Regions from separate parts of the Mus musculus genome. Here all the other regions are linked to region 6. Evidence: chromatin loops called from intact Hi-C (ENCODE). Cell type or tissue: heart. All regions are shown on one strand. Region 1 overlaps Snx10 (sorting nexin 10). Region 2 overlaps Gm6559 (predicted gene 6559). Region 3 holds the start of Mir148a (microRNA 148a). Region 4 overlaps Skap2 (src family associated phosphoprotein 2). Region 5 has its middle 25 kb from the start of Gm32479. Region 6 has its middle 2.0 kb from the start of Gm32403. Region 7 has its middle 17 kb from the start of Gm6559.

Region 1 (4,000 bases), 370 kb after region 6:
GCAGTTCTGGGCTTTGAAGTTAGGCCTCTCCGGTAGGTTTTGCTTCTGTGGCAGAGTAAGTGTAGTACTGTGGCCTTTGCAGCTGAGACTCTTGACCTCCCTGCATCCAGGAACTTTGCCCTATGTTTCATGGGGACAGCTCATGAACAAAATGTACACAGTCATTTAGATTTCCAAGAAAATGGCAGAACTTCACTGGCAGGGTAGGTTTTGAAATAATGAAGATCTTAGTAGCAAAAGCTAATTTCTCATTTAGCAATGTAATGATTATAAGTGGATCTTCTTTTAAAGTGAATATATAAAATAGAGGGTATTTTTGTTTGTTTGTTTGTTTTGTAGGAATGGTTGAGGCTTTACACAGGATCTTACTCTATAGCTCAGACTGCCTGGAATTCACCCTGTCGCCCAAACAGGTGGCAGGCAATGCTCCTGCCTCAGCTTCTTCAAGTCCTTGGGTTATAGATGCGAGCCACCACACTCAGCCGAGATGGCTTGTGTTTTGAATCTAGCAGACCCAGCTGTTTGTCAGCTTTGTGGTACCCAGAGGGACCGCCTGCTCATTCGGGGTTTACCCAGAGGAGAGGCATCGTGGCTTAGCCTAGGCTGGGGACTTAGGCTTGTTTGTTTCCCAAGTTTGTCTCAGGGCTGCTACGGGGAAACAGACGCTAGCTGGTGACAGTGTTGTCAGCTATACCTGTCAGGTGCTCTCTGGTCCTTTTCATGTCCACCCTGTTTGCCCCACTCAGAGCTGATGTCATTTCCTGGAGGAGAACCAGGGCTGACATTTGCAGATGTCTGGGATGCTTTGTGAAGAGCTGCAGGAAGTCAGTGCTGATCCACGGACGCCTGGACGTGGGGTTAAAAATGCAGTGGATGCGCTGGAGCATTGTGCATTTTAGGGCTCGTGTGTGTTTCTCACGATGGGATCTCACTGTGTAATCCAGGCTGGATTTGAACTCAGTCCTCCTGCCTCCTGCCTGAGTCTGAGATGACAGGGTGGGCAAACATGCCCACTGGAGTTTTCCTTAGTGATCCATCCTTGGAAACAATGCTTGTCGTTAGGAGAGCACAGGCCTCCCTCCTTCAGGAGTCTGGTCAGGGGAGGGCCATGCCCACCCAGGGCTAACACTGCTCATTCCTGTCGTCATGGCTTCTTCTGGGACTGAGACTGATAAGCTACATGAAAGATTTTGCAGTGCACACATAAATGCACACATGTCTCATGGCTTGCACACTACTTAGAGTAGTGAGGGTAACATCATGAGATATAATATATATATATTAAGAAAGTGCTTTTTCCCCTTAGGTGAGGCTCATGTTTTTTCTGTTTCTATACAGACAAATAGCATGTGTTTTACAATGAAAACATCTTGTGTACGAAGAAGGTATAGAGAGTTCGTGTGGCTGAGGCAAAGACTCCAAAGCAACGCGTTGCTGGTGTAAGTGACTTAAAGTTTAAATTACCGGGAGCCATGAGTCTAGTTCTGCTGAAAGTTGATAGCGTTAAGATGCGTGAGGTAAGAACAGGGCACAGGCGTGCTTCCTTTGTGCCTTCTGCATCTGAATTTAATATCCATCTCTTAGCTTTACCAGCCTTTATGGATATTAATCACGAATGGCCCCCAGAAGTGTTTAAAGACAGATTCTCCTTTAAATTAATATCACACGACAATAATTAGGTGATAGCTGTGTGATGATTATTACCGTGCACAGCACGCATGCCTTCATGTTGAGCAATGTCTGTAGCTAAGTCACTGTGATTGGTGATCGACTTTTCTCTTTCTTATCAGACAATTACCAGAACTTCCGTCTAAAAACCTGTTTTTCAACATGAACAATCGCCAGCATGTCGACCAACGCCGCCAGGGCTTGGAAGATTTCCTCAGAAAGTAAGTAAGGGCCTGCACCAGGCAAGGGATGTGGACAGAGCGGGTCTGTGTGGGAGATGATAGCTCTGATTGCTGGCCACCGACATTTATAGCCTGTGTTAGAGCGCCATCTTGTGGCTGGCATCGAATGGTACAGATGTGAACAGCGCTTGCAAATAATGCATGTCTGAATCAGAATAAACACATGGTCTCTTAAGAGCACAGTAGATACAGCGCCAGCATACACATCTGAGGCAGGAGGATTTCTGTGAGTTTGAGGCCAGCCTAGGCGTTGCAGTAAGTTCTAGGCCATTCCTTGTCAAACAAATAAAACAAATAAATATCCCAAAACAATAACTAACCCAGGCAAACAGCAACCAAGGTAAAGCAGATGGCAAGTTACGCAGGAGTCTGGCTGACAAAAGTCTCCCAGGAGATAAGCGTGCCTTGTGTTTACAGGAAACACTTCTTTAAAACTAGCTTCAGATACAGCAGTTAGAACAGCCTGGACGACCCTTCTCTGACTGCATGGCTCAGTTCGTCCTTGCAGAGGGCCGTTTGTCAAGTGCGTGTGTCGTCTGAGTGGTCTCAGTAGGTTGACTCTGGTTTCTGCGATGGGGCACGCTTCCACCCTTCCCCGGGAGCTGCCTGGAGTCCAGGCCACCAGAACTTCCCGTTGTCTCACCCCCTCCCTAGAGGCCTGACACTCACGGATTTGCACACAGATGCTGAAGCTGGGCTGCTGGGGTTCAAATCCTGGGTCTGCCACTTAAGTAGCTGGGAGTCAGGCAAGCCTTTTCCTTTCTCTGGGCCTATGTTGTCCCATCTATAAAACAGGGACAATGATGGCCCTTCCCCCATAAGGGCCGAGACAGGTAAGCGGGCTGAGAGCTGCAGAGCACTTACATAGTGTCTGACAACCTGATTTCTGAGTGTTGGCAGTTATTATTATTTTAGTACTCAGGGCTGAAACAGCTGTGAGCTTGCTTTTCCATCTTGTAGACAAGGAGACAGGCGAGTACAAGTTAGAGGCAAGGCCCCAACTGTCCGTTCTTCTGGTGGCTTTGGGATCTGAAATTACCTCCTTTTGAGTTCACTAAGTAGGACCCCGAGCTGCTCTGAAGTAGCACGCTGCTTTTCCCACGTGGCTCGCTTATAAAGGGCCTGGGTACTAAGTGTGCACATGAATATTAATATCTGTTTCTATTAGATTGGCACGGTGCCTTTCCTTCCAGGAGGTCCCTAGGACACGCAGAAAGCTGGGAGCTGATGAACTGCGGACAGGGAGGACTGACACTGGAGTGACCCCTGTGAAAAGCCCAGAGGAGCTGTTAGATGAGCTGAGGCCTCTGAAAACATCACAGCAGGGTCCTTTGTCATGTCACAGGTGTGACAGAACAAAGCGCTGGTCCAGACTTTCATCATTTCTCCCTTAGGGACAACTGGGTTTATATTATTATTATTATATATTTATATATAAATAATATATATTTATATGTTTTAATAATATATTATTTTAAAAATATAATTATTTTTATTTCATGGACATTCATGTTTTGCCTGCATGCATGGCTGTGTGTGGGTGTCAGATCCCCTGAAACTGGAGTTATAGGCAGTTGTGAGCTGCCATGTGGGTGCTGGGAATTGAACCCAGGTCCTCTGGGGGGATCAGCCAGTGCTCTTAACCCTCGAGCCATCTCTCCCGCTCCTAGGGAGAACTCTGTTAACTGTCGTCTCTAAGGTGCCCAGTGGCGAATGGCTCTCCCTTGAGATGGAGCTCACGTTTGCAGAGCAGCCTCTATTCTGGAAGCTGCTCTATGGGAGCCACAGTGTGGCCTTGTGGCCCGAGCAGGATGGGGGAATCCCATAGGCCAGGCTAGCCCTGGGGCTGGGGGTAGGGGAGTAGTGGGTGGGCGCTGTTGGGCTATTGCAGGTTCAGGGACAGCAGGTGTCTGTGTTTATGTCACTAGGGAAATGCAGGCCACTGATCACTCCTCCGTGGCTGGCCTTTTTAAAGTGTCATGTCATCTAGACTGGCCTCAAACCTGTGTACCGGAGTCTGGTCCTGATTGCCTGCCCAGACTGGGATTACAGGTGTGCACCACCGTGCCCGGCTTCCAGGGTTTGCTCCC
Region 2 (4,000 bases), 180 kb after region 6:
ATGGAGTGGCCAAGCAGGAAAGAAAGAAGGAAAGCTATGGCTGCACACGGAATGTGTGCACAGTGACAGGCATAGCAGAAGCCGCCACGGCAGACTCTTGCCAAAGACTCTAGGCCCGGGCTGCACCGAAAGTCTTTTGATGAGATAGAAGACAAAGTATCAGCGGTCAAAACATACAATTGTTTCCGGGACATATTTGTGTATGTGTCTTTGCATATACCCCAAGTCTCAGCATAGCTCAAGCTATGATTCAAGAGACTGGTGATTTGTCATGCTCAAAGCCTTGGTCTGCAATTCCAGCACCACGAGAAAAGGCACGCAGGTATCCAATCCCCACGCTCCGGAAGTGGAGGCAGGAGGAGCAGAAGTTCAAGGTCGGGGGGTGGGAAAGTGGGTGCTCCGTGGGTAAAGTGTCTGCCAGGGAGGAATTGAATCCAAACCCCAGAAGCCACCTGAAGCTCAGAGCAGTAGCACTCATCTGTGGCAGGAGGGGAAGCCAAGAATCAATCAGCCAGTCCAGCTCACCCAACAGAAGCCAGCAAAGAGACCCTCTGTGGAACAAGAAGAATGTAAGGACCAGCATCAATTTCCATCTGTCCTTCAACCTCCACTTGCTGTAAGCATGCTCTCTCTCTCTCTCTCTCTCTCTCTCTCCCTCTCTCTCTCTGTTTCTCTCGCTTGTGCTCTCTCTCTCTCTCTCTCTCTCTCTCTCTCATACACACACACACACACACACACACACACACACACACACACACACACAGAGTTCAAGGTTATCCTTGGCAATGCAGCAGAGGAATCACCTGGGTGCTTATCACGCATCCAGGTTCCTGAGTCCTAACTCCAGAAATTCTGATTCAATTGGGGAAGGGAAAAGAGGGTGGCAGAGTTCACAACCCAACCCGACTTGGAAACCACTTGGGAGAGGGAGTGTTTCATACCCACCATAGCAGGAGCTCAGGAGGTTTCCCTCTGTCAGCAAGCTTGAGTAACAAAAACACATGAGGCTGGGAACGTGCTAGGGACATATCAGGTAAGATTAGGATTTAAATATATCCTGGGCCTCTCCTTAAGGATCATATATGTAAGTCACAGTGTGTGTGCATATATAGAACGTGCAGGTGTAATTTAATTAAAGGCAGGGCAATCAAAGAGAAAGATTCGCACGTTCTTCCTTCCTAGGCCACTTAAGGAGTGAGGTTGCAACGAAAGTCTCTCTTTTTTTCTAAGACATTATGAAAGGGGGTTAGTGTGAACAGGGTCAGGGATCGGTAGAGACATTTTCCCTACAGAGTGGAAGGAGAGAAGCTGGCAGTCACAGAGAAGCTGGTGAAGCTCCAGGTCAGGACAAGCAGCTCACACATGCCCGCCCACCTGCTGTGAACCAGACCTGAGAGAGCACCAGCACCTGCCTGGCTACCGTGTGCCTAATCCCAGAGTTGACTCGAACAAATAACATTCATAGTCTATGATTAGACAACAGCTTTTCCAAATAGAAGCCAGTACACAGTGAGACAGGAAAAAAAAAAAAAAAAAAAAAACCCTCAGCAATCTGTCTGAAAAGTAATTCTGCGATCGATCAGCAGGTGTCGCTGTTTTGCCTACGTGAACAGGGCTCTTTGTTCTTGGCCAAGTTGCTCCGACGCTCCGCGTGCAGTTAAAGACGACCAACCCGCTCTCAAGCTTGTCCCCGAGGGACTTTAATTTGGTCCGAGACAAAGAAATTCCTTCCTCAATTTTTTAAGTGGAGAAATATAGTGAAATTATGCCCGTATTCCCTAAAAAAAAAAAAAAAAAAAAACTGTATTGACATGTCATATTGTAATTTCCAGGGAACCATATAAAACCAAGCTCACACTGGTAGCTGCAGGGGCTGAGATGAGGAAGTTGAGTTTTCGTTTTATAAGATAAAAAGAGTTGGCTCCAGCCGCATATGTAGCAGAGGATGGCCTTGTCGGTCATCAATAGGAGGAGAAGCCGTTGGTCCTGTGAAGGTTCTATGCCCCAATACAAGGGAATGCCAGGGCCAGGAAGCGGGAGGGGGTGGGCTGGTGAGCAGGGAGACGGGGGAGGGGATAGCAGGTTCTCAGAGGGGAAACCAGGAATGGGAATAACATTTGAAACGTAAATAAAGAATATATCTAGTAAAAAGATCAGGAAAAAAATATAAAAAGAGTTATTGGTATTGAACGTGGGGTGCCTTTAACACCACTAAACTGTGCACTAAAATGGTTAAAATGATAAATTTTATGGTATCTGCATTTTAAAGAGTTGGTTGTGAGAGCCTAGCTTTTGGGTTTGTTTGTGTTTGGTTTTGGTTTTGTTTGTTTGTTTGTTTTTTTTTTTCAAGACAGGGTTTCTCTGTGTAGCCCTGGCTATCCTGGAACTCACTCTGTAGACCAGGCTGGCCTCGAACTCAGAAATTTGCCTGCCTCTGCCTCCCGAGTGCTGGGATTAAAGGGGTACGCCACCACGCCCGGCTGAGAGCCTAGCTTTTAATGGCTATACCATCTCTCTAGTCCATGTTATGTATTTTTTATCACAATAAAACATTCGAATAAAATGAACAGAACAGAACAAAGCAAAACCAACGCTAAGCCTATCTCTAACCCTCCTTGTAAGTCACGTTCATGAATTGGCAACATGAGCCTAGAAAGCAGATGAATTCCAGAGATGAAGTCTGCCATCTGGTGCACAGGATGAATGGACCCCTTCTGTGAAGAACTCAGAAAGCCCGTCCTGAGCAGAGGTCAAACGTCTCCTTCTGGAAGTCCTAGGGGTGGGAAAGATACCGAAGACAGCATTTAAGCTTGTGATGGACTGAGCTTACATTTAAAGAACCCACTGTGTGAAACAGAGATCCTGGCCTTTCCCGTCATATCTGCTCCTCTAGAACTCCAAACTTAAAAATCCAGAAAAGAGTCAGTACTATTTGCTGAGCCGCCCCACCCCATATGATAATATATGTTTATTTAGACCCAGTTTTCAGCATATCCATATGGGCCTAGGGAAATGGCATTCCTTACACCCAAGTAGGTCCAAGCTTGCTGGGACATTACTTCATTAGCTTGTTTGTTTAAGACAGGGGTCTCTCTACATAGCCCAGGCTGGCTTTTCCTCCGGCCCAGCTCTTCTGGGAAACCTGCTCATTCAGGATCTCTGATACAGTAGTGCCCCAAACTAAAAACCCCTGCCCTAAGAACTCAAAATATTATCTGAAGACACTCAAAATTCCACTTAAGATTCTAATCCAATCGATCAAAGCAAATGCTGTTGAAAACATGCATCTTGAAAGGAAGCCAGGGGCTAGAGAGATAGCTCAGTGCGTAAGGGTACCAACTGCTCTTCCAAAGGTCCTGAGTTCAAATCCCAGCAGCCACGTGATGGCTCACAACCATCCGTAATGAATGCGTCTGAAGACAGCTTCAGTGTACTTATTTATAATAATAAATGAGCAGGGCTGACCAGAGAGAGCAGAGGTCCTAAATTCAATTCCTAACAATCACAGGAAGGCTCACAACTACAGTGTACTCATATACATAAAATAAATAAATCTTTAAAAAAAAAAAAGGCAGAGCTTTAGACTTTTCCCAGCGGAAGGCTGCTGGAGACTTAGGACTTTCTTCCTCTGTGGGTGGGAGGGGGGGCCTGGGAATCGTTTTCTCTTGTATTCCAGAGGACACTGCTTTTGGGGTCATTCTCTTGAATATCCTCCCACCCACATTCTGGCTTACAGTGCCCTAATACATGACCAGAAGGATCCCCAGCCATGTTGGATGTGTAGAGTCAGCTGTGCTGACCGAGGATAGAGCCTTTCACTGGAAAGTGTGTCCATCAGTGGTATCATGCCATAACCTCCCTACTTTTAGCTCTAAGGTGAATACTCACCTCCCCTGCTGCCCCTTTCTGGAGCCTGTAAGAAAGTTCCAGCTGGTAAAAGGTGCTAGGGAGGTCACCCACAGCACGCACAGCAGATCTGTGAAGTGTTAAAACAGAGAAC
Region 3 (4,000 bases), 61 kb after region 6:
AAGGGCCACTGCATTCTCATACAAAGTTGGTTCTGCCTATTGTGAGAATTAGTAGTTTCATAGTATTTTGTGAACACATTCATTCACAAAAATCAGGAAAGAAACCCTCCTCACCAGGAAGCTTACCTTATATCTTAAATGAAAACAAAAAGAACCCGAATTTGGATCACTTTATTCAACTGCAAAAATAAGATTAAGCTACCTTTTGGGCAGAGAGTTGAAGCAATGAAGCTCAACAGTCACTGGTGGGAAGAAAGGAGACTGGGTGTAGCTAACAATCTCAGAAGAGCGCCTGGCTAGGGGTCCAGACAGGTGCCGCCAACTGGCAAGTCCTTCCTCCAATACTTTCCCATTGGCCCTTCCCCATTATCTCTACTCCAATAGGAATGTGCTCAGAAGTAAAGGCGGTGGATTTTCATTTTTTAGATCAAGACTTCCCAGAGTCACACTCCAGGAGACCTCGGGGCTTCTGAAGCATTCTACAAACGTTGCCAGGACTGAGCTGTCCCTAAGCAACAAAGAAGGCTTCATTCCTTTTTGCTCATCACTAGGTGTCACAGCTTGACATACATGTGTCAGGTTAGCGCCTTTGTTAATGACGGTTTTGTAATCCCTTGACTCTATTCGCTCTCCAGCCACACCCATAAACATCAAAATAGGGCAATGACCCGGGAGCAGGATACAGTTCAATGCCAGTCACTGCCCACTGTAGAGCGCACTATTAACTGCAACTGCCAGCCACAACCCACATTCCATTAGGGTCCAGGAGAGCAGTTTCTCTGTACAGTATCTCACAGCTCCAAAGTATAAACACTGACCTCATAAATGACTGTCAAAATGCCTTCTTAGAAAAGGTACTTCCTTTCCATTAACAACCCCCCCCCCAAAAAAAAAAAAAGAAAAGAAAAAAGGAAAATGAGATGGGCCTAAATCAAACTCAGAACTGAAACTAAATCCAAACCCAATCCTTGCAGGTTCATTTATCTAACAGGGCATTTGAGTAAAAGGCACATTACCTGTGGCTTTGGCACAAGTGCATTTCCTTCTCTTAGGGTACAGTTTGAACATACCAACACACTCATCAATAAACTTGTGGTCCTTCTCTCCTTGCTCAATAAGTGAAGCCAGACTATTTTAGTATTTTAAAAATAACCTTGAAAAATATGCAATCAGTCCACCAGGGTAAGAAGAAAAATGGGGGGGGGTAGTTACTTTATGTGATCTAACCCATTGACTTTAAAGGAGTTTTTCAGGTTCTTCACAAAGCCCTTGTGCCCCCTCTGGGCTGCCCTTCCCCCAAAGGAAAGGTGCAACGACGTGGCCAACAGGGCCACCAGCTTGGCGTCCAGGGCCCTTGCGGGGAGGCGGCGACCACAGCCTCTAGAGACAAAGTTCTGTAGTGCACTGACTTCTATCATACTCAGAGTCGGAGTGTCTCAGAACTTTGTCTCAAAAGACCAAACTGGCTGTCTTCCTCTGGAAGTTTCGTCCTGCAGGTGTGCTCCCTGCCATCCCGCCTCGCCCCCAGTGAAGGCAAAGAAGAATAACTCATTAGAAGCAATTTAGTCCAGGATGAGACCAATAGTGGTACGGATAGTTAATTATGGAAAATTACTGCCACAGTCAGCAGGAGTAAAAATCCAGTAGAAAGGGTGTCCTAAGAGACTCTGGTGGCAATGTCACAGCAAACGGACCAGTGGAATCACACAATGCCCCCTCCTTCCTACCTACTCTACACAAGAATCCATTGCCGGTCCAGCCCCCACCTCCTCCGGTCCTGTTACTAAACTTTGGCAAGAAGCTAATTCACTCAATCTAAGTTGCGGTAACTTTTTACCTTTCCATCTGGAAAGTTGGTGAGGGCGGGGAGGACCTCATGAGAACGAATTCCTGGAGCAGGGAGTCAAAGCCGGCGAACACAAGCCAGTTTCCCCGCAGATGGGACGTCCCGGGAAAGCCAGGCTTTTCGCGGCCTCCCCTTCCCCCAGCCATTCTCACCACACTACTCCGGTTATCCAGCTGCCCGCGCACAGTCTGGGAATCCGCGTCCACGCAGCCCTGGCCCCTCGGTGCCACCCACCCACTCTCCCGGTTTCCCTCTGCCTGCTGAGGCAGCGCCTCCGCAGCCGATCTGCATGCAGTCCACGACACAGGCCCGGCGCCCCTAGCCCATCCAGCCCGGACCACCGTGCGGGGTCCCGCACGCCTCCCCACACACTGCGCGCAAGCAGCTGTTGCGCGCGTGCAACAGGTCCGCAGAGCGCAGTCCCCATCCTGCCCGGTTGGTGCGCGTGGCCGACAGAACGCGGGGCCAGAGCTCCGAAGCTGCGGCCGGGGGTTGCATCGGCCTGTCTGGCCTGGCCGCCCTCCCAAAGGCCCCCCGCACGCCGCAGCCCGGCCCTCTGCGCCCCGGGCCGCTGAGCTAGGCTTCCAGTGGGCGCTCCGCTCCGCTCCCTTCCATCTTGACTTTTGCCGACGTGGAAATTTTGGGTTTGGAGACGACCTGCGCTCTTATTGGCTGCCGGCGGGCGGGGTCGGAGGTCACGGCTGCTCTTGCTATTCCGCGCCAAGGGGAGCCGCAAAACGGCTCGTGTCAAGTCAGCAGGTTCCCTCCGCCTCCTCAGGGTCACGTGCGCGCTGGGCGGGGCGGGGAACCGCCTCCTTATGCAAATAAACGACGAAGGGGCCCCAGGAGGAAGGGGGCGGAGCCGGCAGGCAGAGGGGCGGGGTGGGGGCGGAGCCTGAGCCGGGCGGGGTGCGGCACTCCAGGTGGTCACCTGGCTCCTAGTCCGGCTCCACCCGGCCTCTGGGTTCAGCCCTTTGTGGGCAGGCTGGGTAGACGTGGTCTCCATCCTGCCCGTGTGCAAGACGCTGAACACAGCTTTGCCCGCAGCCCCTTCCGCTAGGCCAGGCCAGAGCCCAGTTCGGGTCTGGGTCTCTGCTGGGTTGGGGAAGACGAGGCTGCCACCTAAGCAGAGTGAGAAATGGAAACCTTGAGGAGGACACTTTGGCTCCTCCCCCGGGGCTGAGTGTTACAAGAACTGAGAGAGGAATTCTCGGTAAGAGAATTCTAGAACAAAGCTAAATCAAGAATTCATCAAAGTTAAAAAGCCATCCTTTTGAATTAGCTGCCCATTGCCCACTGTAAGTAAGAAAAGGCCAACAGCTACCTGAAAGTATCAAAAATAGCAATTTCTTTTGTACCGCCTACAGGGACAAACCCAAAGGTCGGTCTGTCTGTCCTGACCCCTGCTGGACATTAGGCACGGGGGTGGAGGGCGTGGGGGGGGGGTGGAGCGTGGAACCTGGAGTCAAGGTCTCCTGCATCCGAAGGAGGTATAACTCAAGGTGCTCAGAATTGTCCATATCCACGATCTGTCAGTGGTTCCCCAAGCACGCATGGAGGAGGGCATGAAGGAAGGCGTGCTTTGTAGAAGAAAGGGATTGATGAGAGGCCACATGACTAGATGGCTTCCTTCCCTCCACCCTCCCCAAAGAGAAGACAGCAATGTCAATGTACAGGTAGAGCCCAGGTTATGGTGAAAACCACAGCCTCTGGCCACCGAGCTGCATCTTTTAAAACACAGATATTTCTCAGAACAGGCCTGGTTTTTCTTTGTGATAAAACGTCTGTATCATTTCTTTTTTCCATCTTAAGTGTGGCTGGATGATACGGAAAATGAAAGGTACATTTTCATGGGAAGATTCTTACCTGGAAACTTCTTCCCCTCCTGTCTTCTTAATTTACTCGTCCCTTCTCCCCCATCCCCCTATGGAAAGATAAATCCTTGCTCCTTCCAACTGTTTATCCTTAGGGATCTTTCCACTTGCACACTTGCGTGTTTATCTGACCCTTCCGGGTGTGGGGGTGGGGGGCTCCACCAGGCATTGTCTCCTAGAGCCTCCCACCCCCCTGCTCTGCCAAGGTCTGTCAGCGGTGCTCTCTGGGCCTCAGAGTTGGTCCGGGCTCTGCCGCAGGTTCTGTTGTGTGAGCTGGAAT
Region 4 (4,000 bases), 650 kb after region 6:
TTGCAAATGTTACGGGTTGATGCTAACCAAGGGTTTGACTGGAGTTATCTACAGCAGTGTCTCCTCTCATCTGGGGGCTGTACACATCCAAGTTACTATGATCATCACAGGACTTTTGAGAAGTCAGAGGGTAGAGGGGGTCTTTTGTTTGTTTGGTTTTGTTTTTGTGGTTTTTTTTTTAAAGCACAATAATTATATTATAATTGGACCCGTGAAACTTTTCCTCTTAGGATTTTTCCTTTATTGATTCCCTTTAATACAGGATGATACTATGTAGCCCAGACTGGCCTGGGACTTTTGATATTCTTGCCTCTATCACAGCCACATGCCACCACACTTGACTCTGAAATTCTTATCAGATCCACCCAAGGTGAAATTCTACAGGGCTTTTTTCTAAGGTACAGGGTGGGAGCTGGCTCCTCTGACATTGCCTGAGGGTAATGAAGGCAGTGGTAGCTTAGGGTGCTCGGAAAGAGGAGCTACATGCTTGCTCCAAGCTCCTTGAGCCACCTGTGCCTCTCACTTGAAAAAGTTACATAACCTTGAACACGTGGCTAAGCACAGTGCTATAGCTTGATGTTGCAGTCACCTACACTTTTGCTACACTCGGTAACCGACAAACCCGGTGCCCAGCTGCTAAGGCCTCAGGAAAGAGGACCGGTTGCGAAGGATTGTGGCTGTTTGGTTTTTGTTTGTCTGGGTACAAAGATCAAGTTCTTTTTTTCCCCTCTTCTTAAATCTTAAGTCTTGACCTACTGTAGGGTATCAAGGCAGTTCACAGGTGTTTACTGGAGACCATTTGCCCTGCTCCAGGCTGTACCACATCTCATGGCTGTACCTAAGCAACAAGAGTAGACTCCACCAGTAAAGACAAACACTTTAAAACAAGCAAAGGGAGCCGGGCTACTTGTGAAGGGCTAGGGCCAAAGTGTTTCTCCACTGACAGAAAATAAAAAGGCCCACATGTACCGACTTTACCTACAGATGGCTGCAAAGTGATTCTCCTCGCTACGCTCCTATGTACTGTATGTAATTATCTGTAATTGAATTACAGTTAAAATAATCAGTTTAAAACCAAGTATTCACATCAACTACTGGACAACCAACACCATTTTTCATTAAAAAAACAAAAAACAAAAAACAAACCTGTCATATGCCGAAAAGTGGTCAAAATGGGGTGGGGTGAGCGGTGGTTAAGTGCAAACCCCACAGACATGGGAGCCATGTGCACGATGCTTACTTCTTTGAATAAATTCAAATGACAGCCCTATTTCATTTCTTCATTCGGTTTGGAGGCCAGATGGCATTAGCATCATTTACTTCACCTTGTTGTGCTTAATTACTACAATCAACACACTATTCTCCAAATTAATCATAACAAAGTAATTTCATTAGTAACACAGCAGGCTGTTGAATTATTAGCATCATAACAGTTTGCAAACAATTAAACTTTATTTGAACCTTAAAAATTTGCAGAGTGGAACATTATTGTAAGATCTAATGGCAACAGAGTACAAATTCAGTACAGAGCAAACCATCAAGCAAAATGCTATATAAAATATGACTTACAATCACCTTTCAGAAAAATTAGCTCTCTAACTGTTCATAGAAAAACAAATAAAAGCTAGGCAAACATAATGAGAACATAACAATTAGCATATTTTCTAACAAGCCCTGTTGTTTAAATTCACATTAATGATGTTATTATGATCTTGAAGAGAATGTGATGTACTGTCAAGGGTAGAGAGAAACTTCTTCATAGCACAAAGATGAGTTTATCAACTCAACAGAAAGCGCACTTAAAGCACAGGGAGTGGCAGGTTTTCTCATCTTTCCCAATTTTAAAGGCCTTTGGTTCCAGTCTTCTATCTCCCATGTATATTCACGTTTAGAAAAGAACAAAGGCCACACACGGCTCTGGGAAGAGCGGCCTCTGTGCTGGAAACGGGGGCCATCCGTTGGCAAAGGACTCCCTCTCCTGGATTAACTGGAAAAGAAGACGGAAATCACACGGCCTCTCAGTCGGCTGTGGTGGGGGAGGGGTTCCCAAGTGGGTCCACGTGCAAACGACAAGCTGCTGCCATCTGCTGGCCACTTAGGTTAAAGGCACAACCCCGTAACCATAGGCTAGGCTTGGCTTTTCAACCATGCTGGCTCTGAAAGATGAACCACTGAATTAATTTCTGCCTGTCTAACTTTTGCCAAGATGATTTCAACCTATTTAGATGACACTTTAGTAGGAAATGAGTAACTGTACAAATGTAATTTCTGAAAACTTGAACTATGTCTACATAGGTAAACAGGATTTTTTTCTTTGACTTTGGAAAATGAGTGATCACAACATACATAGTATAACAGTAAAATAAACACTCTACTATTGCCTGTAAATATAGTTTTACATAAATAGTGGAGATTTAAAAAATATTATCAGCCCATTTGCATTCCGACCTGCAAAATTAGGCAAAAGCTAGAACCTGCACTAGAATGATTCAATAGTAGATCCCATTTACTCCAAAATATCTAGTCACTGGTGCATCTGAGACAGAGTAAGGCTCTCCTGCCGTCTCTAGAGATGATTAAAAACACCCCAATTTTAACTATATATGAAAGAGTCAGGATTCTGCAACCCTTACCCATGCATCAACAGCAGTATCAGAGAGCAAGTCAGCCTTCCCTTCACTCACTGCTGGCTGCCAACTGCTGCCATCCCGCAAGAGTCTGTCTCTTCCGTTTGGTCCAGAGCAGCGCACAGGAGTTTCGGCCAGGACTGCTACTTAGCGGTGGGATTGTGATAGTGCAGTGATAGAGTCAGAGAGGTCAGCGAATACCTGCCTGCCTCGGACTCTGAAAACATGCCCAAGTTGTTTATACCATTGTATTAATGGTAAATGGGCTTTCTTATGAATCTTTGATTTCATTAAATTTAAATAAAATTATATTAGAAAACACTGGCAAGCCCATCATCAAATTAGGATACTGAAGGGCTTTCAGCAACCCGGCTCTGGTTTGATCTGTGCGCCAGCGGACAGCAGGCTGCCACTTTCCCTCTATCTGTAATTCAAGCACCGGTTTATTCTTTCTTACCTACAGCAGGTAAACCCGTGAGTCTATACAACTTCTTTAATGAAAACATGTTATTACTCTATGAAGAATAAAATACCAGGCTAAGTCATCTCTACAGCTTTAAAGAAGTCTTTATTATTGACTCAAAATGTACAAAGTCTAGGAAATTATTTGTGGCACTCTAAAAATAACTTACACCCAGCGACTAAGAGAAACAGCAACCCTCACCGGCGCTTCAATGACTAAGATTCACGTACAATCACAGTGAATTCTACCATACAAACCAAACGGGTAAATTAAAACTAATTATTATTTGCAAAACAGCAACAGGTCTTATCTCTACTGCTTGTATCTAATGTAACCCATCACTGCCTGCTCAATCTGACATCAGAGTGCTTTAGTGCGTGACTACATCGAATGGCAGCTGAGGCAGGAATGTTCACCCAAAGGAAGGTGGCTCCGAGCAGGCACTCAGGCATTCCATGTTCCAAGGCACTTGCAGACAGACACAAGACTTCTCTGCAGGCAAAAAGAGAAAGCTACATTTAAGTTTTCTTCTTCAGTAGAAATGCTCTTTATTTATCCTGCTTAGAAAGAAAAAACATTTTTACTCAAACAAAAGTGAAAATTTGCTCAACGGTTTTCAATTAATTTCCTCAGGAAGGCCATAAAAGTGGCATTTTACTAGCTAGGAGGAGGTTTACGAACACAGCTGGTTATTATCAAAGGAACTTTAAGTAATCTGTTCACTTCCAAAGTAAATTCTCTAGAGTTATTTTTAAAAATTAAAGCTGAAGCAAAACAAAATAAAACAAAAATAAAAACAGATTTGGGGCACCATACTTATGTTATCAGAAAACTACAAAGACTTAAAAAGGCAAAGACACAAGGAAGAGAGCAAGAGAACATAAGAGCTATTACAGAATATTGGATTAAA
Region 5 (4,000 bases), 120 kb after region 6:
TAGATCTGTGTAGCCCCTTCAATGGTGCCAAGGAACAGAAATGCCCAGCATAGGGGAACTGAGGACACCACCTTGCAGTCTGTACACATTGCCAAGGACAGGAGACACCTCTTCATACTTAGTGTATGAGGCCTGGAGTCAGTATGGTCTCAGACGCGGGGCAGGCAGCCTCTCCTCAACTCGCCTTGGTGTACTTGTGTGTAAGATCCAACTTTGTAAGCTGCTGGGAAAAGTTCAGGGTTCCTCAAACAGCACAGAGCCTGGCACCAAATGAGTGATTAGGCCACACTCGCGGCTGCATTGGTGCTCCCTGAGCAGTGTCTGGGGCCGCAGGGTTGTTGATGCAACTTGCAACTAACAACATTATAGTAGATAAAGTATGCAGGGATCCTCTAGCAGCCCGTGTGCTCTGCCCCCCTGCAACAGTGCCAGCCTGGACTGTGAGGATACCGATGCCATGGTGCAGAGCAGGCTCCACACATGGGAGCCCACCAAAGTGGTGGTCCCACTGGGCTATGTGATTTGGACTTAAACTTCTCCTTTGATGAGACCTACCTATGATCTGTCAGCCGTGAAGTCTCGATGTTTCCGTCAGTCTCCTACCTTTTCTGCCTTTTCTTGCCCTAACAACCATGATGATCCGGTGACTCTCCTCGCTTCACTGAAAGCCCCAGAGGAGTCCAGTCAGTGGTGGGAACATCACAAGGACAAGCTGTGAAGCAATCTGGATTTGGCAAAACACAAGGATCCACTTAGCATCTGTCTTCTTGGCTTTCAAGTAAGATTTCAGGCTGGTTCTAAACGGTGACATTTGGCCTACAGAGGTAGTATGACAGGAAAAGCAGGAGAGGCTTTCGCCCGGATTGACTGGCGTGTTCCCAGCACTGTGGAGTGACCTCGAATCCTGCACACCATTTCTTTCCCACCGTGGATAAGAGGCCATTCTTTTTGCTCGTTCGCCTGTGGCCGCTGGTTGATGTCTAGCCAATGCAGCAGGACGCTTCCTTACTCCAGATGGGTCTGAGTCCAAGAAATGCAGTTCTGTGTTTATCCAGGCTCGGAGAGTTGAGGAAAAGCCCCGGAGCAAATGTACAGTTTCTATTTCCCCCGTGTCTGTGCAGAGACGGGATCTCTGATTTCTCAGCAGCAGGACAAGCCTGGGGCAAAACTCAGTTCTGTGCAGGAACCTGCTCTTCTAAACCTGAAAGACCTTACCATCCACCGCTCCATCCACCTTCCCTGTGGAGGTGTTCTTACTCCTTGTCCCATATGTCCCCTCTCCTGAATGTGACCTGAGTGGCCCTGGGAAAGCAAAATCATTCTTACTGTGACTTTATGTCAAATTTAACCTGGAGTTGGTGAGATGGCTCAGTGGGTATGGGAAATGACCGTCAAGCCTGTTGGGTGACCTGAGTCTGAGCCCCAGACCCCACGTGGTGGGAGGAAAAAGCCAACACCCACATGTTGTTCTCTGACCTCCACGCGTGCACACATGTGTGCATGAGCCCTCCTCCACCACACACAATAAATCAATGAAATGTAAGTTTTTAAAATGTAAGTTAAAAAAATCATCCACATCACCTTGATTAACAAAAAAGAAAAAAAAATCTGGAAGGCACAAAGATCACTTGATTACATCCAGGGCCAAAGAGTATGAACATTTACACAATTAGAGCTCTTCCTCAAGAACCTCCCATCCCAACGCCCACTTCTCGATGTTTATCAGAGGCTGTGGTGTGTGAGCCCGCCTCGGAGACTTCACTGCTGGGCTCATGTTGCACTTAGTGGTTGCTTCTTCAAGCCACCAAGTTTGAACTGGATAAAGAGTAATGACTCACAGACTAGGTTTTATTTAAGGGGATTGGGAAGGGGGTCTTGATTTTAAGTGCATGTTATGAGTTTGGGACCATTGTGGAAACAAATCTAATCACGGGTGAATGCTCAGTGTAGACATCCAGAATGGATTCCAGCTGTCAGGCTCCTGTTGTTGTTGGCTGGTCTTGTTCTGGGGGCGGGAGGAGCGGAGCCCACTATCCAAACTGTCCCCTTGGGACTAGGCTTCCCACAGCATTTGTTTTTTTTTAACATAGCAACAGATGCTCCTATGTTGAAAAGGGAGAGCTAAACACTGCCTTTGTTTCATTGTGTCAGGCAGTAGTTTAACACTAAGGCATTTTCAGCTCTGGTCTCTAACCTTGCTTACAGCAAGCAAGAAGTGGAAAGAAATGCCTTTGTGCTGTGAACAGCAGAATTTACATCAGCTCCGGAAGAAGGCACTAAGTTCCTTCTAACAAATGCAGGGATATTTTCTGCCCGGCTCCCTTCCCTTCCTACTCCCAGTACACATAGGTTTGTTTGTTTGTTTGCTTGCTTGCTTGCTTGTTGCTTGCTTGCTTGCTTGCTGTTTGTTTTGGCTGTTCTGTGTTTGCAGTTACTGCTCCCAGCTCCCATTGGTTAGTCAGATGTAGAAATGGAAATCTCAGGATCCCCATGGAGAGAGAGTGTCAGGTTCACACAGACACAAGACAGAGACCATGAATGATCCTGCTGTGCGTGTGTGTGTGTGTGTGTGTGTGTGTGTGTGTGTGTGTGTGTGTGTGTCTCAGGTGTCTTAAATCACCTTCAGTTTTACTTTTCGAGATGGGGTCTCTCAGGGAAACTGGAGCTCACCGTTGGGGTAGACTAACTAGAGCTCAAGCCCCTAAACCCTCCTCCTTCTGCCTTCCCAGCCCAGGGATTGCAGACATGCGTCACCACACACTGCTTCTTAAGTGGATGTCGGGGATCAGATCTCAGGTCCCCGAGCTTGCCCAGGAAGCTCTTTACCCGAGGAGCCATCTCCCCAGCTCCCTGCTTCTGTTATTAGTGTCTGAGTGGCCACTTCAGAGTCAGCGGTCTCTACAAACACTATGGATCTCCCAGCATGCCCCAGGCATGCTGCAAGCCAAAGTAAAGAGGCCTAGAGTGGTGACAGGGGACATCTGGAAGAGCCCCAGCCACACCCAAGGAGGGGAATCGGGTGAATTCAATATCTCTCACCACTCTTCCGTCTCCGAAATTACATTTGGGTTGCTTTCCCATTTGTGCACCCCTGAGATTGCAGAGGCCATAAATCATAAATGCCTTCAGAAGTCGGGAACCCTGGGAAGAAGACCTAAAGACCAAAGGGTGTGGTTGCAAAGGAGAGTACAGAGGGGAGACTTTTCTTCATCTTTAAATGTATATATTGGGAAGATGACTATGCAGTCTAGAGTGCTGGGCCAGCCACATGAGATAATGCATGGATTACACAGTACAGTATCCAGCACACTCCGTTCTCTCAGGCGGCTCTGTGGACAGAGGAGCAGTGGATGACAACATCAGCAGGCTGCTTACTCTCCAGTCCCTCTGTTTCTGCAGACTGTGGCTAGGAGTCCTGACCCTCTGGCTCCAAGCTGACCACTCACGTCACTGTATCACGCCTGCCACATTGTCTCCAAAGGTTGCCCTGTCCTTGCATGGCTTGGTTTCTGGAACGCTAACTCAAGGCAAAGGGGAATGAACAAAGGACAGACACAGAAGGCTGAGATTGCATGGCTGGGCTCTCTGTCGGAGAAGCCAGGGCACCCTAGAGTGTATAGTATATACAATTGGACTGGGAAGCAGAGTTATTGCATACAGCTGAACCAGGAGGTGGGATTATTACACGAAAGTAAACATGGAGGTGGGTGGCTAATCTCCGTAGGAGCAGCCTTTGGAGGAGCAATCTCTTCAGGTTCTAAACTTCCATAGGGAGAAAGCCTTAGTGGACATTTTCTGCACACACAGTTAGCATTTACAGCTGGGCCCTGAGGAGGGCTTTGCCCTCCCTCTGATCTTCACCCAAGCTCGGTTTTCTCATTCCCGTGGGTCTGAGGCACTGGGGTCCTTGACATGGGTCATGTCCATGTGAAATAATGCATACTGACCCAGGACTTCATTCCCTCCTTACAAAGGTTGGCTACCAATAGTTAATTGTGGT
Region 6 (4,000 bases):
GGAGTCAGGGAAACTGGAGCTCCAACCCAGGGCTTTCCAGCCTTGCAGCCTGTCTTTGTTCACCTGCTTGGCTAATACCATTATGCAAATGGACTTCCCTAAACAGAGATGGGAAAGACTCCTCCAGCTTTTAGCTTTCATCACTGAACCTAGCTGTGGCAAACGCACACTAGACTGTCCTCCTGACCTTCACTTTCCCTGCACCCACCTGTGATAATGAGGTGGCCCTGACTTACAGGACACTTCCAGCCTAGATGCCAACGCTATAGTCACATAAGAACACGGAGCCAGACAAGGCGCTTTATGATGAAAGTCCTTGCAAGGACTCCCCGATTGTGGAAAGTAACTGCCATTCTCAGGGCACCTGCAGTCTCAGCCCCTCTGCCAAGCACGCCCCCCACGCCCTCTCCAGTCCCATGAAGAAGAGATTATCACGTCTGCCTTACAGGAGAAAGGACTAAGACTGAGAGAAGTCACAAAGCACGCCTGAGGTTAGCATCGCCCAACCAGAGCTTTGTCTGAGGATAGGACAGAGTCCTCTGTCCTTCCACCCTGTGCCTCTTCCTTGATATCCAAGCTCTTTATCTCCCTGTTCCTGGAAAGCCAGGAAAGGGAATTTGAGACTCATCTCACTGATAATCTGGTGTCAGCTCCAGCTGGTACCGGGGGAGGGGGGGCGGGGTGGGGTGCGGGAAGGCGAGAGCGGGGGAGGGTATAGGCTGCTCCTCATGCCTCTCCTCTGCCTTACTCCTTGGAACCCTCCTGGGCTCCTTGTAGGACCCCAGAAGCTCACCCCCTCCCTGCTGTGCTGGCTCTCTGCTCTTTCCCACTCTACCCGTGCCATGTCCCGCTCCCCCTTGCCTCCTCTGCCGCTGCAGCCCTCCAAAGTCGTGGCTTCTGGGGACGTCTCTCCTCCTCCCTCTCAGCCTGGGTGCTTCCTCTTATGTTACATTTGCTTCATACGGTGAGCACTGCCAATGTGTCTCCGCCCGAGGTCTGGAGTTCCTGAAGGCCATGGATAACATTTAGCCCTTTAAAAAAAAAAACCCTGCCAATTGCACTAAATTGACCTCCCCCCTCTTAAATAATTCTAAGTGTAATTTTAGTGTCAGTGTTTAGGCATCAGAGTCCTGCCGTTTGGATTATTGTGGATTTATCTGATCTATTTATTCTCACAAACTAGACTGGTTCTGTATATCTTTTATATAAATGAATGGTTCTCAACAAAAAAAAAGAAAATGGCTTAATTATTACATGTGATAATAAATCTCTAAAATTAAAATTAAAACTGTCCTCTGTTAGACCGATTTATAAAGAATATCTTTATGGACAAAAGAAACTGCTTAATAATCTGCTTTCTGAAAAATAGTTTTTAAAGGAAAGCCATTAATATTTTTTGAGGTGAAAAGGCTTCTTTCCAATGTAATACTGCTTTCAGTTTAAATCCTATGCTAACATTGACATACAATTGCTTTCATAGTGTGGTAGTGCGCCAGTTGGAAGGGGGGAAGAGGGAGGGAGGGAGGGAGAGAGGGAGAGAGGGAGGGAGGGAGGAAGAGAGAGAGAGAGAGAGGGAGAGAGGGAGGGAGGGAGGAAGAGAGAGAGAGAGAGAGAGAGAGAGAGAGAGAGAGAGAGAGAGAGAGAGAGAGGGGGGGGGGGGGGAGAGGGAGAGGGAGAGGGAGAGGGAGGGGGGTTGATGCAGCCTGTAAGGACGCCTCTCTAAAAGAATCTAGCTCAGGCTCATAAATAAGTCAAGATTATGCTAATGACTAGGGCGGAACACAATTCAGGCTTTGCCAATTCCATAAAATAGACACCAGGGGGCACTACAGGACCACGTTTTGCAATTTCAGGAGCCATTTTTTTTCCACCTCAAATTGAACAACCATTTCTTGAAGAAAACAAACAAATAAAAACAAACCAAGACAAAATAAAAATTGTTAACCTTCTGAGCACCGGAAGTTATTTTGTTTATTGTTTTAGATATCCCATCATTACAAAGATTAACTAGGGAGGCTTACAAGGTTATTTGAAAAGACAATGTGCTAAGAAAGGCAGTTTGTCTTCCTCTTCACGTTGCTTTGTGTAGGATCTCTCTCTCTCTCTCTCTCCTCTCCCACTCCCGTGTGTGTGTGTGTGTGTGTGTGTGTGTGTGTGTGTGTGTGTGTGTGTTGTTGTTGTTGTTGTTGTTGTTGTTGTTTACTAGAGAAGAAACCATTTAGGAAATATCACATTTATTCTGCTGTACTTCCCCCACATAGCCTCCATGTTTCCAGCATTATCTTAATTGTTATTACCCAGGTATCAGCTTTCATTCATCTTCTAATCCAATCAGTAAATAGTTGTGGAAACCCTTCATGGCTGCCATATTCTGGACACACCAGGCACCGGAGTCGAGTCCCGTGGCCCAGGTCTGAAGTAAAAAAAATTAAATGATTTTTTAAAAAGATTGTTTCTTTTTACTGCCTCTAGAAATACATATTAAAAAAGAAAAACAGTAAAGCCACTGCTTTCTGTATGTGGCAGTCTCAGACAGAACAAAGATAATTTGCTGGGGCTTTTTGCTAAGTGCCTGGATTTCTATTGATCAGAGAAAATGGGCGCCGTGGGCTGGGGGATTTTTTTGCTTTTCTTTTCCAAATCCCAGGTCCATCAAAATGCATAACTGAAATTTAGCAAGAGATTGGGAAAACTAAAGCCGTTCTTGCTGTCTCGAGGAAGATGGTCTCTGGACCCGGCTGGGCCTCGCTGGCACCCATGGCTAATCCAAACAGGACAAAGAGAGTGTTCCTTTCTTCCTCTCATCCAGTCCCAAAGGCTCCCACGACTAAGCATGCATTGTCACATGCGCATTGTTGTCTCTTGTTTCATCTCATGGTCACAGTGACCCCATGAGATAGCCCATTTCCCACAGGACAATTGGAGGCTTAATTCTTAGCCCAAGATCACACAACAATATTCAAAATCAAGTCTTCTGGCCTCCAAAGATCAAAAGTCCTGAATTATTAGAGATCACTCATTAAATAGCTGTCAACTGACTCATCTCCATGTTTAGGTCAGCAATGCAAATGGCTGACCCACCTACAAATGGCTGACCCGCCTTTATGCATGCCCAAGCCCATTCAATCTTCTTCCTGTGCAAGGTGCCGTGGCCCAGTCTCTCTCCAGGTGAGGTTTGGACTCAACAAAGGTTTAAGGAATGTGAGCAGGTCTGCCTGTCACCTGCAAGGTCCTCTATCTGTGTCAGCAGAATACAGACACCCAGCAGCAAGCCCTTGGCTCCATGGGGCCACAGCATGAAAGTCAGCAGGTCCCCCTGAGTTGCTGTGTGAGAGGTACCCTCTCAGGGCACTGACAAACTCAATCAGGGAGGACCATGATCAAGGTGTGACTTCGACTGTGCTAAGCCACTGTGATTGACTAGGGACTAGGGACATTAGTCAGTCAGCACTCACTAACTAATATACTAGGAAGACTATGGCTTCCGTGAAATAAAAAATGGAGATTTGACCATTAGGATCTTGAAGTCTCACTTAGTTCTCTGTAGTGACAGTCTACTTGGGTGTTGGGAAGTGTCAAAGCCAGGGTGTCCTCCACACCTGAGAAATCTTGGGATTCCTATGACATTCTTTCTACCCTTCCAGCCCCTGCCCTTCACCACTCATGTTTACAGGTAGGACCAAGCTGTCTCTGCTAAGAGGCTCTTTGTCCACAGTTTTACCCATCCAAGACCCCTTTTTTCCCCATAACGCCTCTCCCGTGTGTTCTAGACAGTTCTAAGCAAACACACACTGTCTTCAACCTCAGCAGCAGTGTGGACAGCTTCTGGGGGCTCTGCTCGCTGGCCACAGCCTCCCCACCCACTTCTGCCCACCTAGTGACCTTCGTGGGAACTTAGACCCACAAAATTCTTCCGCCAAAAGGGGGGCTGAGGACAGGCCTGGATCTTGAGAAGAAAATAGAAAGGTTTGGCTCTTTGAAAAGTACTGACTTTCTGAAT
Region 7 (4,000 bases), 150 kb after region 6:
TTATGTGTGGGGAAGATGATGTGTGGAGTTAAACTGGCTTCTCATGTATTCAGCCCCAGGCCAGCAGCTGTCTCCGGGTCCTCAAGTTCTGCTTGTCACACAGGAGCCACACATACACACACACACACACACACACACACACACACACACACACCAGAAATGGTTCTGTAGTCTTCTCACATTCCTCTGAGTGCCCTCGACATGTCACATGCCCTCACTGCAGACACCCACCCCAGTATCTATTATATGGCAGCAGCATACATAGATGTCACGTCGCCTCGTTCTCTTGAGTAACTCAAGTATTCAAATCTGTGCCTTACCCACAGTAGGTGCTCAGTAGACACTTTAGGAAATGAGTGGCCTGTGATTTAATACTGTGCATGTGTACATATACACATGTGTACACGTGTGTGTGCATGTGGAAGCCAGAGGTGGACTCTTTCTTCCTCCTTCTCGCTCTGCCTTATTTTGAGACAGGGTCACTCTCAGAACCCAGAGCTCACTGATTCAGCTCGACTAGGTCAGCAAACCCCACAGAGCCACCTGTCTGTTCCTCCCCAGTTTTAGAGTTACCACCACTAGCAGCTTCTACAGGGATACTGGGGATAGTTAAATCCTCCAGCATCCACTGAGCCACCTTCCCAGACCATTTAATTTTTTTTTTCTCAAGTACACTGACAGACCACTGACTTTGTGCTCAGGAGAGCCGCAGCATATAAACACCTTGAGATAGCTTGTGGTGTTCTACCTAGAGATCAGATATACCCAAACTTCAGCCCATTTTATTTTTGAAAATGGGGGTTTTTTGGTGGCGGCTACTTCCAGATGGAGATGAATGGAGGTCATGGTAATTTGTAGTGTGTTCTGGAATGTCGCAAGCCTCTCTTGAATGTGCAGTGTCCCCCGTGTGGTGTCCTAAGTTCTCCGAGATTTTTGTTACTGGCGTGTCCTACCTAACAAGGATCTCTGAAAACATTGCTCACGGGTATTGGTCACTGACTGTGCATACCGTCTGTCTGCCACAGCGGTTATGAAGCCCTCCTGTCCAAAGAGTCCTCTTCATCAGTGCCTGCCGTTGGCGGTGGCCTGCTTCAGTTCACTCAAACCACCAGGTTCATTTTCTCCTCCCTAGAGTTAGTCCTTTTTATCAGAAATAAACAAACAAATCTGGATTGGCTGGTTTACAATTCAGAACAGTTTATAAGATTTCAATGACTGTGTTTTTAGGCACCCTGACAGTACCTGGCTAGCTCCACTGTACAGAGCAACGCTCTCAGGCCCGACAAGCAGCCTTCCACACCCTGCTCCTCTGCCTCATTCTCTGTGAGAATGCATTCACTACAGTTCACTCACAGAAGGCTACTGTGGTTTTTCCAGGAAACGGCTGCCTGACCAGGGAGGCAGATTTTCCTGGGTACAGAATGAAGAAGCATTTATACAGAAATAGACGTGTGTAACAGCACATACACCGTATTAATGGCTTAACGACGATACCTGGGCCTTCCCAACAACCGCTGAGGGTTGCCAAACTGAGGTTGCTTTGTGTTGACCGAGTGAGCATAAGCGGTAGATATAGCTCTTTTTGTCTTGGCAGGGAAGCTGGCGCTCCTGCCAGACTCTACCCTAAAGGAAAGGGCCAACAGACAATAAGTCCATTCAAACGCACTAGCAATTTCTTCCAGTGGGGACTTTACAATTTCTAAATTGATACAAACTTTAAAACCACCCTATTTTAAGGGAAGTGTATATTTTCCAAAAGAAGTTATATATAGCAATGTAATATTGCCAGATTATTGTTGTTGGAAAGGGGGGAGGGAGGGGGTGGGAGCAACTCCCTTCCCAGTGGCTAAATACACGTTATTGCCGACTGGCCTCATTCAGTCAGCTGCTTCATTTGCTGGACTTAAGCGTTGACATGAAGCTTCCCCGCCACTGCGTGGTTGTTCCACCCATGTTTTACTTCTGTAGCTGATTTTGTTGGGTGAATGGGAAAAAAAAAAAAAGTGGAGGTTCTAACAGCAAACCTTACACCCCTCCACAACCAAAATCAAAAAGTCCTTGGAGGACTACCTATAAAAAGTAAAACGTGCTTTTTAACACAAAGTTCAATATTTGCCTGAGTTGGCACAGTCAAATTAGGAGAAAGTGGGGGAGGGGGGTCTGATTGTATGAGGCAGAATTTCAGGTGAACCACTAAGCTGCTCTTCTGAATTGAAAGAGCCCCCTGCTGGCCGGAGGAGGAACAAGCCTGGAGGGCGGGATGGTAGTCGTCTTGAGACTTCCCACTTCCCTAGCCCAAGATGCAGACACCACCAGACAGTGTTTAGGGCTTGCTCTGTGCCAGGCAGTGTGTAGTGTTCTAGCGCTGAAGGTAGTATGCTAAACAATGAAGACGGACAAGGTCTTTGACTTACGGGGATCTTCACTGCAAACGGGGAAACAAACAGATAATTAAAATAGAATGTCAAGCACAGGTGGAACCCGTGAGGAGCGCTGAGAAAAGAAGCAGAGAAGAATAAGAGAGGGCTGCCTGAGTTGGAAGGCGGAGGAGAATCTGTGGGCGTGGTTTGTGGGCAAGGGGCGGGGCCAGTATGAGAGCCCAAAAGCAGAAGGGATGGGGAGTGTGCTGAGTGCCAAGGAGGGAGTTAGAACCTCCAGTGATACAGTTTTGATTTTTCACGGGAATTCGGGAGCAGCCTTGAACAGAAAACTGACTAAAATCTTTGCCTTGTAAAAGGCGATGTTGTGCCACAGGGAACAGAAACTGCCAATGCCCAATCTGAGAGCCCATTAGGACTTACTGATGTGACGGTTCTAACAATTCATTCAAAGAAGAGTTATAGGCCCTCCGCCCTCAGAGAGATTTTAGACAACCTGAGGAAATGAGGTAGACTCACTTCAAATTAAACTCTCAAGAGGGAATAGAAAGCTGGCTCAACAGTTAAGATTGCCTGCGGCTCTTTCAGAGGGCCTGAGTTCAGGTTCCAGCACCCATGGGCAGTTCAACCAACTAGAACTCTAGCTCCAGAGGGTCCGAGGCCCTCTGTTGACCTCCAGAGTCACTGTAGTCGTAGGCACAGACCCCCTCATACATGTAATTAAATATAAAAAATAAATCTTCCAAAAACTCTAGATTTAGTTCATTTATGTGACAACTATTTTGCCAGCATATATGTATGTGCACTGCATGCATGTCTGGTGCTGGCAGAAGTCAGAAGAAGTATAGCATCCCCTGGAACAGAATGAATGGATGGTTTGGGATGGTGAGACTCCATATGGATGCTGAAAATTGAACCTGCGTCCTCTACAAAAGCAATAAGTACATCTTTTAAAAAAAAAAATTCAGAGTAGGAATGCTTCAAAATGGGGACAAAGTGCTTCAGATGGGGACATATTCACAGAGAAAGGATTTGCAGATAGACTGGGAAGTCCCTCCCATGGGTGCTATCTCTGAAGGATGGTGACAACTCAGAGAACCATGAGAGAAACGGCTAAAAGAAGATCAGTAAGCATGATCCAGTAGCACAGTACCTGTGGAAGTACTGTGGAAGGCCCTGGATTCGATCCCCTATACCGAAAAGGATAAAGGAAAAAACCAAAAGTGTTGGGAAGAACAAAATACTATTTATGAAGGAGACGGAGAAGTCACCGCTTCCTGATGTCCTGGTGGAGTCTGGGGACAGATCGAAAGCATGGCTTATCCCCAGAGCCTCAGCTAAGTGTCTGTCATGGATGCTGTGTTGTGTCTGTCATGGATGCTGTGTTGTGTCTGTCATGGATGCTGTGTTGTGCCACCCAGATCTCCCATTCAGGACTCACCTCCAGGAAAAATCGTAGGCTGTCTGGCCCCTACTTCCTGCCTGGGGGAGGTCACCTTGCCCTAGGCCATGTCTCCTTCCTGGGGGGCAGCCCACAGCAATAAGTGGCTAATAAGACCTACTGCTTTCCCCCCAAAAAGGCCAACTCTGAAGGGCCACGCAGCTCCAGTGCTCGCCCTTGT

Evidence for each region. Hi-C counts contacts between places; a loop is a spot of excess contacts. Peaks named below come from ENCODE experiments on the same cell type or tissue, not always from the same donor. Only the 100,000 strongest peaks of a DNase experiment are listed, where the experiment ranks them.
Region 1: a loop joins it to region 6, with 7 times the contacts of the local background. A loop is called at or near these places in 40 of 42 quality-filtered maps.
Region 2: a loop joins it to region 6, with 3 times the contacts of the local background. A loop is called at or near these places in 15 of 42 quality-filtered maps.
Region 3: it touches region 6 in a loop (3-fold over the local background); 7 of 42 quality-filtered maps call a loop at or near these places.
Region 4: it touches region 6 in a loop (8-fold over the local background); 31 of 42 quality-filtered maps call a loop at or near these places.
Region 5: it touches region 6 in a loop (2.8-fold over the local background); 2 of 42 quality-filtered maps call a loop at or near these places.
Region 7: a loop joins it to region 6, with 8 times the contacts of the local background. A loop is called at or near these places in 34 of 42 quality-filtered maps.

What each region holds. Positions count from the first base shown.
Region 1 is chr6:51,578,512-51,582,511 of GRCm38, forward strand. It overlaps Snx10 (sorting nexin 10), which reads left to right. Exons shown (of 7, transcript NM_001127349.1): 4 at 1,339-1,439; 5 at 1,791-1,889. Among named protein-coding and RNA genes, the nearest start is that of Snx10, 57 kb to the left of the region's middle. In heart, a CTCF peak has its summit at 2,014 (motif pointing left); a DNase peak (open chromatin) is centred at 2,000; H3K27ac peaks cover 547 bases.
Region 2 is chr6:51,382,563-51,386,562 of GRCm38, forward strand. The region is part of intron 1 of Gm6559 (predicted gene 6559); the gene reads left to right. Among named protein-coding and RNA genes, the nearest start is that of Gm6559, 4.9 kb to the left of the region's middle. In heart, a CTCF peak has its summit at 1,595 (motif pointing right); a DNase peak (open chromatin) is centred at 1,589; H3K4me3 peaks cover 432 bases; H3K27ac peaks cover 519 bases.
Region 3 is chr6:51,268,443-51,272,442 of GRCm38, forward strand. Gm38821 reads right to left here. Exons shown (of 4, transcript XM_011241556.1): 2 at 2,765-2,968; 3 at 1,838-2,510. It overlaps Mir148a (microRNA 148a), which reads right to left and starts at 1,468; the gene lies at 1,370-1,468. In heart, a CTCF peak has its summit at 2,322; a DNase peak (open chromatin) is centred at 2,589; H3K4me3 peaks cover 2,346 bases; H3K27ac peaks cover 1,926 bases.
Region 4 is chr6:51,855,989-51,859,988 of GRCm38, forward strand. Skap2 (src family associated phosphoprotein 2) reads right to left here. Exons shown (of 13, transcript NM_018773.2): 13 at 3,177-3,582. Among named protein-coding and RNA genes, the nearest start is that of Gm38811, 150 kb to the left of the region's middle. RefSeq lists an enhancer at 1,247-2,626. In heart, a CTCF peak has its summit at 2,082 (motif pointing left); a DNase peak (open chromatin) is centred at 2,083; H3K27ac peaks cover 343 bases.
Region 5 is chr6:51,332,164-51,336,163 of GRCm38, forward strand. No RefSeq gene overlaps it. Among named protein-coding and RNA genes, the nearest start is that of Gm32479, 25 kb to the left of the region's middle. In heart, no CTCF peak of the experiment used is centred here; DNase peaks (open chromatin) are centred at 838, 1,978 and 3,398; H3K27ac peaks cover 3,126 bases.
Region 6 is chr6:51,207,371-51,211,370 of GRCm38, forward strand. No RefSeq gene overlaps it. Among named protein-coding and RNA genes, the nearest start is that of Gm32403, 2.0 kb to the left of the region's middle. In heart, a CTCF peak has its summit at 1,821 (motif pointing right); no DNase peak of the experiment used is centred here; H3K4me3 peaks cover 1,158 bases; H3K27ac peaks cover 1,389 bases; H3K27me3 peaks cover 436 bases.
Region 7 is chr6:51,360,492-51,364,491 of GRCm38, forward strand. No RefSeq gene overlaps it. Among named protein-coding and RNA genes, the nearest start is that of Gm6559, 17 kb to the right of the region's middle. In heart, a CTCF peak has its summit at 2,237 (motif pointing left); DNase peaks (open chromatin) are centred at 2,240 and 2,580; H3K4me3 peaks cover 618 bases; H3K27ac peaks cover 422 bases.